Linked DNA regions of Homo sapiens: all the other regions are linked to region 2. A link is a contact called in ENCODE Hi-C or POLR2A ChIA-PET data. All regions are on one chromosome and are shown on one strand. Each heading gives the region's core, a stretch centred on a gene start or an enhancer-like site at or near the end of the contact. The rest is flanking DNA. Distances are from core to core; before and after follow the strand shown. Region 1 overlaps DTNB (dystrobrevin beta). Region 2 overlaps DTNB (dystrobrevin beta). Region 3 overlaps DTNB (dystrobrevin beta).

Region 1 (4,537 bases), core at 1,407-3,906, 65 kb before region 2:
GGAGAAAAGAGCTGTACCCCTCTGGGGAGCCCAGATGTAGGAGCTCCCCAGGCCGGGGCTGTAATACCCTCCTTGGGGCTCTGTGGTTCCTGGCATCTCCAAGCTTCTGGGTGCCACCGTGTTTGCTGGTGCCAGCTGTGGAAGCAGCTTGCAGTATGCCTGGTCCAGTGCAACCTCACAGAGAGCCAGGGCCCGTGCTGGTGCCTGGAGCTGCCTGCCCCACTGCAGCTGGCATGCCTGGCTGTGCATAGTGGCCGGACCCCACACTCCTTCACACTCGCTTCACTGCTCTGCACATGGCTCGCCCTTGGTAGGCATGGGATCCAGGCTGGTAGCGTGAGCCGAGTGCAGCCTGCCAGGCCGAGTGGGTGGAACGAGTCCAGTGGGCCCAAGCAAAACTCCGGCAAAGGTGCCACTGGCCACAAAGGAAAAGCATCACCCCAGGAATCCTGTAACAATATTGACTTTAGTTCGAAGAGTTCAACCCACCTTGCACGGAATTTTTAATTTGATGCCTATCTTTATGAAAAGGAAACCTGAGGCTGGGCATGGTGGCTCACGCCTGTAATCCCAGCAGGCCGAGGTGGGTGGATCACCTGAGGTCAGGAGTTCAAGACAGCCTGGCCGACGTGGTGAAACCTCGTCTCTACTAAAAATACAAAAATTAGCCAGGCGTGGTGGCGGGCGCCTGTAGTCCCAGCTACTCAGGAGGCTGAGATAGGAGAATTGCTTGAACCCAGGAGGCAGAGGTTGCAGTGAGCCGAGATGGCACCACAGCACTCCAGCCTGGGCGACAGAGTGAGACTCCATCTCAAAAAAAAAAAAAAAAAAAAAAAAAAAAAAAGAAAAGAAAAAGAAACCTGAATAAGCAAAGAATGGAGAGAAAGGGAGAAGTGAGCAGATAGGAAAGTAGACACACTCTTACAATCAGTGTATGCAGGAGATACTGTTGATAACACTTTATTGGGCACCATGCCACATTTCCCTTGATTCACGGAGGCAGTGGCAATTGTATAAAAATGGGATTATACTATTGCTGGTTAATTTTAAGAATAACAACAATATTTCATGCCTGGAGGTGTCCTCCGATTGCATTTGACAAAATATTCTCTCCAGCTATGTAGCGAAATGATTTTTCTCCTCACTTTGAAGTGAGATGTCTTTTGGATGTTCTGACTTTGTTTTCCTGGACATTGAATAGAGTTTGGCAAGCATTGCCTGGCAGGTGTATCTATATTTGTTATTTCATAGGTATTCTAATTAAGGAGATTTTATAATCTCCGTTAGCAACCCTTTGCTACTGTGTACTTTGGTGTGGATTAGTAGTGTTTCATTGATTTGAAGACACTTTTTCATATCTTAATATTTCTGATGTTGAGATATATAGCCAATGATACCTCACAATTGCAGTTGGTTAGGCAGTGGTTATGATGGGCTGTCATTTCCTGCACATGTGTGAACTTGATCATAGCTGATCATTTGTTGTCACTTCAACTGAGTTGTATCCACTTTTGGCACTACATGTGTTGTCATTTAAAATGTCCTCAGAGGCCAGGCACAGTGGCTCACGCCTGTACTCCCAGCACTTTGGGAGGCCGAAGCAGGTGGATTATGGAGTCAAGAGATCGAGACTATCCTGGCCAACATGGTGAAACCCCGTCACTACTAAAAATACAAAAATTAGCTGCGCGTGGTGCGTGCGCCTGTAGTCCCAGCTACTTGGGAGGCTGAGGCCAGAGAATCGCTTGAACCTGGGAGTCAGAGGTTGCAGTGAGCCGAGATCATGCCACTGCACTCCAGCCTGGCAATAGAGGGAGACTCCGTCTCAAAAAAAAAAAAAAAGTTCTCGGAAGAGAGTATACTGTGATTTGGCATTAAAGACAATGTTGTTATAAATGCAGAAAGGTGTGGACAGAATAGAGGGGAATACACTGGATGTTAGTAAAACAAATATTCAGCATTGGAGGAATTCCATATTATTTTGCAAAGCAACAACCAGGTGCTTTTTAGAGCCTTTTTTTTTTTAAGGAGGCTTTATAGAGCCTTTTTAAAAAAGAGGATATCCCCAAATAGATGAAGCTGTATTTTTTTATTACTGAGATATAACCAAAATAATTTATTGTCACACTAAAGCATTGCATCTGAAGGTAGACCAAACTGCCAAGTTCCCCTGAATAGATGAAAGGAATTTCAGTTCATCAAGAGGCTGGTGTGACCAATTCACATGTCACGAAGGATTATGCTTAATTAAGTCATTGAGTTAGTTAAATTGGCTGAGTGCTTTTCTTTCTTAGGGGTAGAAAAAAAAATAATGGTGTGTCTTACAAGTGATCTTATAAGTGCATCTTAGATGGGATGAAATGCAGGGTGTAGAATGGGTTTTATTATGATCAGGTCTCTATAGTAATGAGGCCTGTCTCACTAGCATACTTAGATTGAACAAAATTGTAGAGACCTAGAAGTGAGATTTTATTCTAGTTGGGCCTGTGAAGGAGAGAGTGTCTTACTAAATGAATCCTTACATAGAAATGACAAGTGGCTTCAAGATTGTTTTCTTTTTAGAAAAGGATTTTTGTTAGCAGTACTTGCTGTCCACATGCTCTAGGAAAGCACCCCTTCCCCCCGCTTCCCCACTGATGATTCATGAGCTGAAAGAAGTTCCCCAGCCTGTGGGGTGTGGGGCTGTCGGTCCAGGTCATTCTTGGTGTTCATTGGTGGCACAGTCCAGTGTGCAGTCCCATTCTGGACTTCCAGTGTCCCCTCTGCCTTACTGCTTTATGTATGACTAACTAGTATTCAAGTAAAGCAGAAAAATTCATCACCCAAAAAACGAAGGACCCTGGTCTTCTCGTCACTTTATTCAGTGGCTCAATGGCAGCCTAAGGAAGAGGAGTGTGCTTTCTCAGATGTTGGTTTTATTATTCCTTTTAATCATAAGCAAATTTGAGTTTAAATCATCATTTTGCAATACAGTTCTGTTGATGTCCTTATTTTTCATAAAAAACTCGACTCACTCCTCATTGCCTGCTGGATAAGCTGCTTAGCATGACGTTGTGGCTCTCAGCAGTCGAACCACAGTCTACCTTTTCACCGCCATTCCTGATTGCTCCCGCTCTACCCCATCCCTCTCCTGTTCCTACCCTTAGCATACCATGGGATCTTTTTAGCTGTTGCCACAGGGCCATGGGGTTGCACTGTTTACATCCCCCTCAGTGTTGTGCGAGAGCATCTGTGTCTCCACAGCCTTGCCAGCAGCACATGTTCCCACACTTGAATTTTTGCCAATCTGATGGGTGAGAAATGTTATCTCAGTGTAGTTTTGATTTGCATTTCTCTTGTTTTGAGTAACCTGTTTTGAGTGAGTCAAAGCAGTCAAACTTTTTGTCTTTGTTTATATTCTTAGTTCTCACTGAAATGCCAGTAACCCCTGACTTTCTGTCTCTCCTCCAAAAAAGGCTTCAGATTCCACATCCTAGCAAAAATATGCCTTCTTCTTTGATGTTTTTAATCTTTCATCTTAGGATTGTGTCCTCTTCTCTACTTCCATGACATGTTACCTACAGCTCAGTTATGCCCTGAAGGGAGGGACCTTGCTCTCCTTCAGCTTTCCATCCCCAGTGACTGACAGTGTCTGGAAAACGATCGATACTATTTCCTGGATTAATTGAATGATTTTTTAAACTTTTTTTTTTTTTTTTTTTGGAGACAGAGTCATGCTCTGTCGCCCAGGCTGGAGTGCAGTGGCGCAATCTCGACTCACTGCAACCTCCACCTCCTGAGTTCAAGCAATTCTCCTGCCTCAGCCTCCCGAGTAGCTGGGATTACAGGTGCCCACCACCGCACCTGGCGAATTTTTGTATTTTTAGTGAGATGGGGTTTCACCATGTTGGCCAAGCTGGTTTCAAACTCCTGACCTCAAGTGATCCGCCTGCCTCAGCCTCCCAAAGTGTTGGGATTATAGGTGTGAGCCACCGCACCTGGCCGCCCGTGCTTAATGAAGCATTTTAAGTTAAGTATGACATGAGAAAATTAGTAATTTTGGTTTGAATTCTAATGAAAGCTTAAACTTCATAATGTATTTGCATCCTCGTTTTCACTGATATTATTCCATGATTTTTTCAAAGGAAATAATCTTTGCAATGAGAGAAATATAGTATTTCAGAATATTTGAAGTTTTTCTAATCTTTCCTTTATCCATAACAAATAAAAATATCTCTAAGAAAAAGCAGAGTAACATTATATTATTTTGTCATTATAAATTACTCTTATTTTCAAAGTCCAAAATAAATCTGTGATGTGGGGAAATTCAGTGTGAAAATAATTGAAAGACTGCCCCTTTCAGTTACAACAACTCTGTAACTCTGATTAATGTATGTTTGCCCTTGTCAGATAAAATATCTCTGTAACTATACTCAGAAGTTTGCATAAAAATGTTTTAACCTGAAAACTTTAGAAGTGTCCCTTTCAAGACAGTTAACTAAATGTCATACATCATTTAAATGATAAGGCAATGGGTAAATATTTCTATGTTGCACAT
Region 2 (4,549 bases), core at 1,221-3,720:
TGGGCAGTGGTTCGATGGTGTAGGCTGCTTTACTCTTGTGGCTCCACCATCTTCACACGAGCCCTCCTCATTGCTGCAGCAGGGGAAGAAAGCGTAGGGACAGCTCAGAGCCATTCTTCTGTGCTTTGGTTCAGAAATGACACATACCACCTGCCTCACAGCCCCACCTAATTTCAAGCCTGAATAGCCTTCTGTGTACCTAGGGAGGAGAGGAGAACCAGATACTGGTCAGCTGTAGTAACTTGTTCTACAAATGTCTTCAACTCTACAAGATACTACCTAGAATTCAGATTTTATAGTTTAACTATTTATCAGTCCGAATTACTCCCAAGCCAAGAATATAGTCAGCAGACCACCCCCCCCACCAAAAAAAAAAAAAAAAAAGCTCTGGTAGATTCTCTTTCAGATTTAGATGAGATGTTGAGCAGTTAATCCTATTTAGTTTGACTAGATAACTTTTGAGGATCCTTTCAACTTTGAGTTTCTATGTCTTACAGATTTTTTTTTCTGTATTCAATACGTGTTAATGGTTCCCAAACTTGGCTGATACCAAGATCAATCAGAAGGCCTTAAAAAGTACAGAAGGGCCGGGCACGGTGGCTCATGCCTGTGATCCCAGCACTTTGGGAGGCTGAGGCAGGCGGATCACCTGAGGTCCGGAGCTCAAGACCAGCCTGGCCAACATGGAGAAACCTCATCTCTACTAAAAATACAAAATTAGCTGGGTGTGGTGGTGCATGCCTGTAATCCCAGCTACTCGGGAGGCTGAGGCAGGAGAATTGCTTGAACCTGGGAGGTGGAGGTTGCGGTGAGCCAAGATCACGCCATTGCACTCCAGCTTGGGCAAGAAGAGGGAAACTCTGTCTCAAAAAAAAAAAAAAAAAAAAAGTACAGATGACCAAGTTACTTCCATTCTAGGTCAACTTAACCATAATTCTGGAAGTGGCCTAAGAATCCACCTTTTGAAAAAGTTCCCTAATACATCTGATCAGTTTACAGAACCACTGCATTAGGAGGACATAAAGAGTTTTAGTTATATGAAAGCAAACTAAAAATTCAACACTAAGTATTAAGAAATGTTCAGAGTGCAATGCAGAGTACAAATACAAACATATGAGTAGCAGTTCTTTTTTTTTTTTTTTTTGGAGACAGAGTCTTGCTCTGTCGCCCAGGCTGGAGTGCACTGGTGTGATCTCAGCTCACTGCAACCTCCGCTTCCCAGGCTCATGCAATTCTCATGCCTCAGCCTCCTGAGTAGCTAGGACTACAAGTGCGTGCCACCATGCCTGGCTAACTTTTTGTATTTTTTGTAGAGATGGGGTTTCGCCGTGTTGGCCTAGCTGGTCTCGAACTCCTGACCTCAAGCAATCTGCCTGCCTTGGCCACCCAAAGTGCTGAGATAACAGGCGTGAGCCACTGCACCCAGCCATGAATAGCAATTCTTAACGCTTGCTAAGATTCTTAATTATTCATTAATTCAGCAAATACTTATTGAGGACCTTCTAGCTACTCTGCAAGGTGCTAACAGTGTTCACATAGTACTTTGTGCATTTGCAAATAGGTTTGAGTGTTTGCAAATAGGTTTGAGTGAGAGTGAAGAAGCCAGTTTTATATAGTTGCAGTAGGCTAACCAGAATTTAGTTCATGAGATCCTTTTAATTGAAGGTTAATGCTGTTGATAGACTTTTCTGATAGGCTCACCAATATTTCCTTTTGTGTGTAGCCAGCAAAATAATAAATTAGTACAAATCGAAGTCTGACTCTTTAGAAAATGTGTGGACTCCAGGCCTGGTGCGGTGGCTCATGTCTGTAATCCCAGCACTTTGGGAGGCCAAGGTGGGTGGATCACCTGAGGTCAGGAGTTCAAGACTAACTTAACCAATATGGTGAAACCCCGTCTCTACTAAAAATACAAAAATTAACTGGGCGTCGTGGTAGGCCCCTGTAATCCCAGCTACTTGGGAGGCTGAGGCAGGAGAATTGCTTGAACCCAGGAGGTAGAGGTTGCAGCGAGCCGAGATTGCACCACTGCACTCTATCCTGGGCGACAGAGCAAGACTCCATCTCAAAAAAAAAAAAAAAAAGACCTCAGTTTGCCTTTCTGTAAAATGGTGTTAATAAAACCTGTCTTAATTGTCTCAGGATTTTTTTAAGATAATGTATGAGAAAGTGCTTTTAAGTGGCTAGAAGGCTATAAACTTTTAAAGTCTTTTCCTTCAAATAAAGTTAATCATGTCACAAAAATGTAAACTCCACAAAGGCTGGACTTTATCTTGTTCTCCGCCGAATTCCTATTACCTGAAATACTGCTTGGTGCGTGGTAGGCACCTAAAATGTATTGAGTGAATGAATTATACCCAACACAATTTATATACACAGGCATCTGACTCCTCCCCACCATTTATGTTTTTGCGTTTTGTTTTGGTTTTGGTTTTCTTTCAGAAAGTAATACAAGTCATGTACCTACAGTTTCCCAAAGCCACCACTAGATGTCAGGCATATTTCTTTGTGTTCCTTTCTGGGGGGTGGTGAGAATATTGAGTAAACAAGGTTTTTCAAATAAATTGCAAGACGTGTATTCAAAACAAAGCCAATTCACGTATCAGCACTCTAGCAACTTCTCTTACTTCCAGGTCTCTGAGAGAAATGAGTTGCTTCTTTTGGCAAAAACATATTTATACCACGTCTACCTCTGGATGCCTCTAACAGGCTTCCTGTGATCCGAATTCAAGCAATTTGCTCTTGCTAATTTTCTAACCACAGAGTTCTTAAGCCTAATCTCTTTAATTAGTGGTTAGTCACCATTGCATTTCAGTTTGTGTAGATTTATTTCTGAGGGGAAGCAAAACTTCACGTGTTGGCTTAGTGTGTCTATTACCCTGAATTCTAGCGAGAAAGAGCCCAGTGTCTTCCGCTGCACACACCTGGGATTCATCTTAATAGGGGTGGGCAAACTATAGCCTGCAGGCTAAGGCCAACCTGTCCCTCATGATCTAACAAGACCTTTACATTTTTAAATGTTTGAAGAGAAATAAGAATATTTTGTAAAGTGAAACTTACATGAAAATCACGTCAGTGTCCGTAAGTAAAGTTTTATTGGGACTGGCCTCAGTGGCTCACCCAGCATTTTGGGAGGCCAAGGGGAGTGGATCACTTGAGTTGGGAGTGGATCACAGGAGTTCAAGACCACCATGGCCAACATAGCGAAACCCCGTCTCTCCTAAAAAAATAAAAATTAGGCGGGTACAGTTGCATGCACCTGTAATCTCAGCTACTCAGGAGGCTGAGGCACGAGGATTGCTTGAGCCTGGGAGGCAGAGGTTGCAGTGAGCCGAGATTGTGCCTTTCCATCCTGGGTGACATAGCAAGACTCTGTCTTAAAAAAAAAAAAAAAAAAAATTATTGGGACACAGCCATACTCACTCATTTTTATGTTGTTTATGGATGCTTTCGAGCTCCAGTGGCAGAATTGAGTCATTAACGACTGAGACCAAATGGCCCTTAGAGCTTATATTATTTACTATCTGGCCCTGAAAAAGTTTGCCAACCCCTGCTCTCAAAGAAGGGTGTCTAAAAACTGCAAATTTAGGGCACTTTGTGCTTCTTTAGACTCTTTTTTCTGAATGATCATCATCTTTGGTTTGATGGCCCAAGTTGTTTTTTCACGCAGCGGTGAAGATAACACCTTTTGCTGAAGGACTCAGATAAAATTTGTTACCTAGAAACCAGACTGCCTCTTACTGACAGAAAGTCTTTTATTTGTTTCTTGCATCCTTTGCATACATAAATATATAGCATGTTTGAACAGCTAAGCCAACCAATTTTCTCCGCACATTGCATCAAAACAGAATTAACCTAGATAATTAAAAAATACTGTTATACTGTTATTTAAATTATACTGTAATTATAAAACTGTAATTACAGTAATACTTTAATGTGGCTCTAATTTGTTCTATTTTAACTGCTCTTCTGTTTAATACTGACTTAGACTCTGTGTATACATTACTTTGATATGAACTTAAAAAATCTGTTCTCTTTGTTGTTTTTTTCCTATACCTCATAAATCTTCTTTTTGAACTTTAGACAATTATGCTTTAAGTATCGGTGCTATCAGTGCTTATGAACTTTTTGGTAAAACACAAATATGCTTGTTTTCTACTTATTCATAACAACTTTAAATATATCAGCAGAATTCACCAGACCAGGAATAATATAAGACCATTTGTAACCCTGTGAAAGAACAAGTCTAACTTCTTGTTTATGTTGTTTAATTATTAAAGCACATTTTTGTGACACTTCTTTTAAAATGATGGATGAGTCTGGAGTTAAAAATGGCTTTTGTGACAAGGGCACTTATGGTGAATTGCCTTGCTGTTTACAGCCATTTTTAATTGTTTTGTTTGTTTGTTTGTTTGAGACGGAGTCTTGCTCTGTCGCCCAGGCTGGAGTACGGTGGCAGAATCTCGGCTCACTGCAACTTCCACCTCCCGGATTCAAACAGTTCTCCTGCCTCAGTCACCCAAGTAGCTGGGTCACACACCACGCCTGG
Region 3 (4,709 bases), core at 648-3,147, 120 kb after region 2:
GAGCCCCTACTAAGTGCCAGGCATCATGCTGGGGCCACCCAAGCATGGCCAAGAACAGTGCAGTATCATTTTCCTACTAAAGACACTGCCTTTCTCTCCGTGCAGCTGGTCTCCTGGCCAGTTCTCTCTGCCACAGCATGTGCGTCCCTGCCTCTGTGCTCAGATGCAGAGCTGGTGAAGGATCCCCGTGTCCTCAGGGCACCTTCTCTGGCATTTTCTATACCTGTTTTGGCTCCAACAAGAGATTGTTTTTATACATAAGAGATTTTCATAATCCCTGTATTCTCCTTTCTCACATTTCCTTACTGGGAATGAAATTGACTGTCCCCTGGAAAATCACGGTTAGTGTCAGTCATCAGAAGTCTTGACTGATCCATGTTCCTTTTAGTCTCAGAAACATTGTGCTGTGATCCCAATATGCTTAGTTTTCCGCCAGCAGTTTGAGGCAATTAGCAGACCCAGGGACCAGTCCTAGCCTGTCTACTGATTTTGTGTGTGACCTTGTGACCTCTCTTGACCTCAGCCTCCTCAAATGAAAAATGAATGTTGGACTAAAACAAGCTAGTTTGCTGGGGTCATGAACCCTCTGATTTTGTAATTTCTGAACACTTTTCTTGGAACATGATGCAGAGCTTTCTCGGGTTCTCAGGGTCTTTGCTGATTTGAAAATGAAGAGCCAGCAGTCTAGAGAGCTTATCAGATTGTAATGTTTCACTGGCTCTACATTTGCAACAGAATTGTTTCCAACTGTTATACAAGGGACCTCTGTATTGAGAGAACCTGAGTCACAGGGCATTTATTGTGTTTAGTTATTGGTTAGACCCATGATTGGCCTGTGCTGGACTCAAGCCTTTGTTACAGCTTGTACTACAACAAGATTCCACTCCTTATATCAGGAAACCTTAAAACACTGAGTAGCACATTGCAGAGCTTCCCTTGCTTCTCCAGGCGAATTGCCCTCTCCTGGCAGCTGAAACCCAGAGGCACAAGAGTCTTTTGTGCCTATCATTGGACAACATATCCCCATCCTTGGAGCCACCTGACTAGTTGCTCTACCTTTGCAGATTTCTAGGTGTTTCTCAGGTTTCCTGTAATCTCAGGGTGCCAACTGTGATGCCTCCCCCTCCCCAAGTCTCCCACTGTGCCGCGTATTCTAGACTGGTTCGCGTTGAGCGGAGTGTTCAGCAGTCTCCATGGAGAAGGGCCTGCCTCTCTGAACATAAAGCCCATCTGTGCTTTTGAGACGAGGTGCATTTGCACAGTGCGGTGCTCCATCTTGATTTTTAGTGTGTTCTGTCTGGCCTGTGCCTATCAAGTAAACAGAAGGAACAAACTCCAGCCAGATTCAGAGGTGATTGTCAGCATGTCAGGAATGTTGCTGTGCACAGAAGGTTTCTCAGACTGCATGTGCGCCACACACTCCAGTTTGTACTTATTTAGTTAGAAGGACCTTATTTCAGACTCTTTCCTGAGATAGTTCCATCTTATACAGAGTATCCTGCTCCCTACACCTCCTCATCAGCATCATCTGTACAAGGCCTACGTGGCCAGCAGCTGTGGTACGGACTCCACTTGTGAGAAAGGAAAGTTAGAAGCAGAATATGCCATGACGTGACCGAGATGCTGCTGGGACCCCAGAAGAGCATTCCTCACTGACAGAATGGTCAGAACTGAAGCAAAGTGTTGGTTCTTGCCATGTCTGAGACGAGGTTAACTTAGCGAAGATCATAGGTCACAGAATTTTATATCTGAAAAATACAGTTTTTATCCCAGACAAGTGATATCCCACTTGTCTGATTCATTAGCAGCGAGTCACTAGGCCTAGCCCACATTGAAGGGGAGGAGACTCCACCCGGATATGAATGCAGGGGAGGGTCCCTTGGGGCCATCTCAGAGGTCTGGTGACCACATTTGCTTATCTAGTTAAAGTATCTCACATAAAGATTCACTGGTTGGCTGGGCCCAGCACTCCTGTAATCACAGCACTTTGGGAGGCTGAGGTGGGCAGATCACATGAGAACAGGAGTTCAAGACCAGCCTGGCCAACATGGCAAAACTCCATCTCTACTAAAAATACAAAAATTAGCCAGATGTGGTGGTGCATGTCTGTAATCCCAGCTACTCAGGAAGCTGAGGCACGAGAATCACTTGAACCCAGGAGGTGGAGGTTGCAGTGAGCCAAGATCACACCACTGTGCTCTAGCCTGGGAAACAGCAAGATCCTGTCTAAAAAAAAAAAAAAGGTCAGGGGCGATGGCTCACGCCTGTAATCCCAGCACTTTGGGAAGCCAAGCGAGGCAGGTGGATCATGAGGCCAAGAGATTGAGACTATCCTGGCCAACATGGTGAAACCCCATCTCTACTAAAAATACAAAAATTAGCTGGGCATGGTGGTGCACGCCTGTAGTCCCAGCTACTCAGGAGGCTGAGGCAGGAGAATCATTTGAACCCAGGAGGCAGAGGTTGCAGTGAGCCGAGATCGCGCCACTGCACTCCAGCCTGGTGACAGAGAGATTCCGTCTCAAAAAAGAAAAGATTCACTGACGACTGATAGATGTATTACTTCCTGGAGATTACTACCTGCTCCAGCACTTTTCCTGCTCTTTTCCACTTTTCATTACAGAAGAAAAAGGGCCAAAAATGTGATGCACTTCATTGTCATTTAACAAGTATTTATTAAGAATTTACCTGTGCTGAGCACAGGGATTCAGAGGATGGAATTTAAGAAGTGAGATAGTGCTGTGATGGAGACACACAAGATTCCGTGGGAGTATCTCAGAAAGACATTGTCTCATCCTAGAGGAGATAGTAGTGAGACTGATGCCCAGGGGACCAGCAGGAGCCAATCAGACAGCATGGGGGAGAGTAGTGCTCCCAGCAGAGGGAGTGGCAAGAGAGAGCAGAGTCCCATCAACAGAGTCAAGTGTGGATGGGCCCACACTTTTGCTTTTTTGTCAAAACCACCAAGGAACAGAGTTGGTTGACATCCCTTGCGTGATGTATATCTCATCCAAGATCGGCTCCGGTCTCCAGGCTTCCTGAACCCTTAGCCTCAGGCCTGGCGAAAGCCCATGCATATTGGTGAGCTATCACTTGTGCCTCTGACCCACCCAGGATTGCAAACTGGTATTACCCTACACAAACCAGAATTCACGGAGGGCCCTGACAGCTCTGTCCTGGCTTCATTTTCATCCAGTGTGATCCTAACGCCAAGGGCTGGGGCATAAGACCCATGGAGAAATAACACCTGCCCAGGAGTCGTAGCTTTTCTCTTTCAACTGCTCTGAACAAACACAACTTCTAGAATCTGGTTTTTATCTTCCTCAGAAGGCATGCCCTAGGTAATGATCCCAGGAAGAGGGTCTGATTATTTCCAGGCTGATGGTGGGCAGGAGGTTTCACTTCCAGATACTAGAGCTTTAGACACATGTGGCTGGCCACCCTGCCTACCCCTCTTGTCTCATCCCCCATCATCATTTCAATATCAAAGTATTTGCAAAGGTTCAGTGTCATGCTGTTATGAAGCAGCCTGGATGTTCACCTGGGTCCTATGACTCTGATGTGCGGTCCTCAGGCCATGGTGCCTGGCCCAGATCATGCAGAGGGAGATTCCTGAGTCCTCGCCATATGTTTAATGCTGGCTGGGCCATCTGTCTTACAGTGAAGTGTGTTAGCATTTCAGAGGTCATTCTTTTTTTTTTTTTTTTTTTTTTTTGAGACAGTCTTGCTCTGTCACCCAGGCTGGAGGGCAGTGGCAGGATTTTGGCTCACTGCAAGCTCCACCTCCTGGGTTCAAGCGATTCTCCTGCGTCAGCCTTCTGAGTAGCTGGGATTATAGGCATGCGCCACCATGCCCAGCTAATTTTTGTATGTTTAGTAGAGACAGGGTTTCGCCATGTTGGCCAGGCTGGTCTCAAACTCCTCACCTTAGGTGATGCACCTACCTCGGCCTCCCAAAGTGCTGGGATTACAGGCATGAGCCACCGGGCCCGGCCCATTTTTGTTCTTTAAGTGGATTTAATTTCCATCTTGAGTTCCTACGCTGTCTGAACTGGTCACTTAATCTAGGCATTTCCAGGCAAACTCGAAACCAGCCCTCAGAGATTCTTATCCTGCTTCCTGTGCCCTGAGATTTGCCTATTCTGGACATTTTATATAAATGGGATCATACGATATGTGGTCTTCTGTGACTGGCTTCTGTGACTGGCTTCTTGCACGTAGCATACTGTTTTCTTTCTTTTTTTTTTTTTTTTTTGAGACAGAGTCTCTTTCTGTCATCCAGGCTGGAGTGCAGTGGCGCTATCTCAGCTCACTGCAGCCTCTGCCTCCCAGATTCAAGCAATTCTTCTCCCTTGGCCTCCTGAATTGATGGACATTTGAATTGTTTTTACTTTTTGGCTATGTCGAATAACGCTGCTATGAACATTTGGGTTCAGATTTTTGTGTGGACATGTTTTCATGTCTCATGGATATATACCTAGGAATGGAATTGCTGCCAGTCTGTCCAAAGCAGCTGCACTATTTTACTTTTTTTTGGGTGGGGGAGGTGGGGGTGTGGGGGTGGTATTTGGTCTTTATTCCGTAGATGGCTTAAAGAAATTCAGTTATCTAAAATCTCAGGACAAATTTATCCCTTTTATCTTATATTCAATTCAGAAATTGTTGAGATTTTCCTAGAATCACAGTCTGCAAATACATGACAGTGAAGG

Evidence for each region. Hi-C counts contacts between places; a loop is a spot of excess contacts on that map. ChIA-PET counts read pairs that join two places held with the same protein, here RNA polymerase II (POLR2A). Pooled maps may share reads with other maps.
Region 1: a map of dorsolateral prefrontal cortex shows a loop between it and region 2 (2.0-fold over the local background). The contact joins two enhancer-like sites. A Hi-C loop is called at or near these places in 1 of 168 maps with a recorded cell type or tissue (dorsolateral prefrontal cortex) and 7 of 50 pooled maps. POLR2A ChIA-PET finds 5 or more read pairs at or near these places in 4 of 52 experiments (CD4-positive, alpha-beta T cell, CD8-positive, alpha-beta memory T cell, OCI-LY7 and 1 more).
Region 3: a map of naive thymus-derived CD4-positive, alpha-beta T cell shows a loop between it and region 2 (2.6-fold over the local background). The contact joins two enhancer-like sites. A Hi-C loop is called at or near these places in 5 of 168 maps with a recorded cell type or tissue (OCI-LY7, heart right ventricle, naive thymus-derived CD4-positive, alpha-beta T cell and 1 more), 22 of 37 single-sample maps with no recorded cell type and 10 of 50 pooled maps. POLR2A ChIA-PET finds 5 or more read pairs at or near these places in 7 of 52 experiments (GM12878, Panc1, activated B cell and 4 more).

Annotation. Positions count from the first base shown.
Region 1 is chr2:25,585,675-25,590,211 of GRCh38, reverse strand. The region is part of intron 6 of DTNB (dystrobrevin beta); the gene reads left to right. Among named protein-coding and RNA genes, the nearest start is that of DTNB, 86 kb to the left of the region's middle. Within about 2 kb of position 2,656, at least 3 of the 41 ENCODE cell types and tissues checked have a DNase peak (open chromatin) inside an H3K27ac peak, as active enhancers do.
Region 2 is chr2:25,520,237-25,524,785 of GRCh38, reverse strand. All of the region lies in intron 9 of DTNB (dystrobrevin beta), which reads left to right. Among named protein-coding and RNA genes, the nearest start is that of DTNB-AS1, 100 kb to the right of the region's middle. RefSeq lists enhancers at 1-75, 2,379-2,428. Within about 2 kb of position 2,470, at least 3 of the 41 ENCODE cell types and tissues checked have a DNase peak (open chromatin) inside an H3K27ac peak, as active enhancers do; they include OCI-LY7, where a contact is called at or near this core.
Region 3 is chr2:25,396,884-25,401,592 of GRCh38, reverse strand. The region is part of intron 16 of DTNB (dystrobrevin beta); the gene reads left to right. Among named protein-coding and RNA genes, the nearest start is that of DTNB-AS1, 22 kb to the left of the region's middle. RefSeq lists an enhancer at 1-32. Within about 2 kb of position 1,897, at least 5 of the 41 ENCODE cell types and tissues checked have a DNase peak (open chromatin) inside an H3K27ac peak, as active enhancers do; they include OCI-LY7, where a contact is called at or near this core.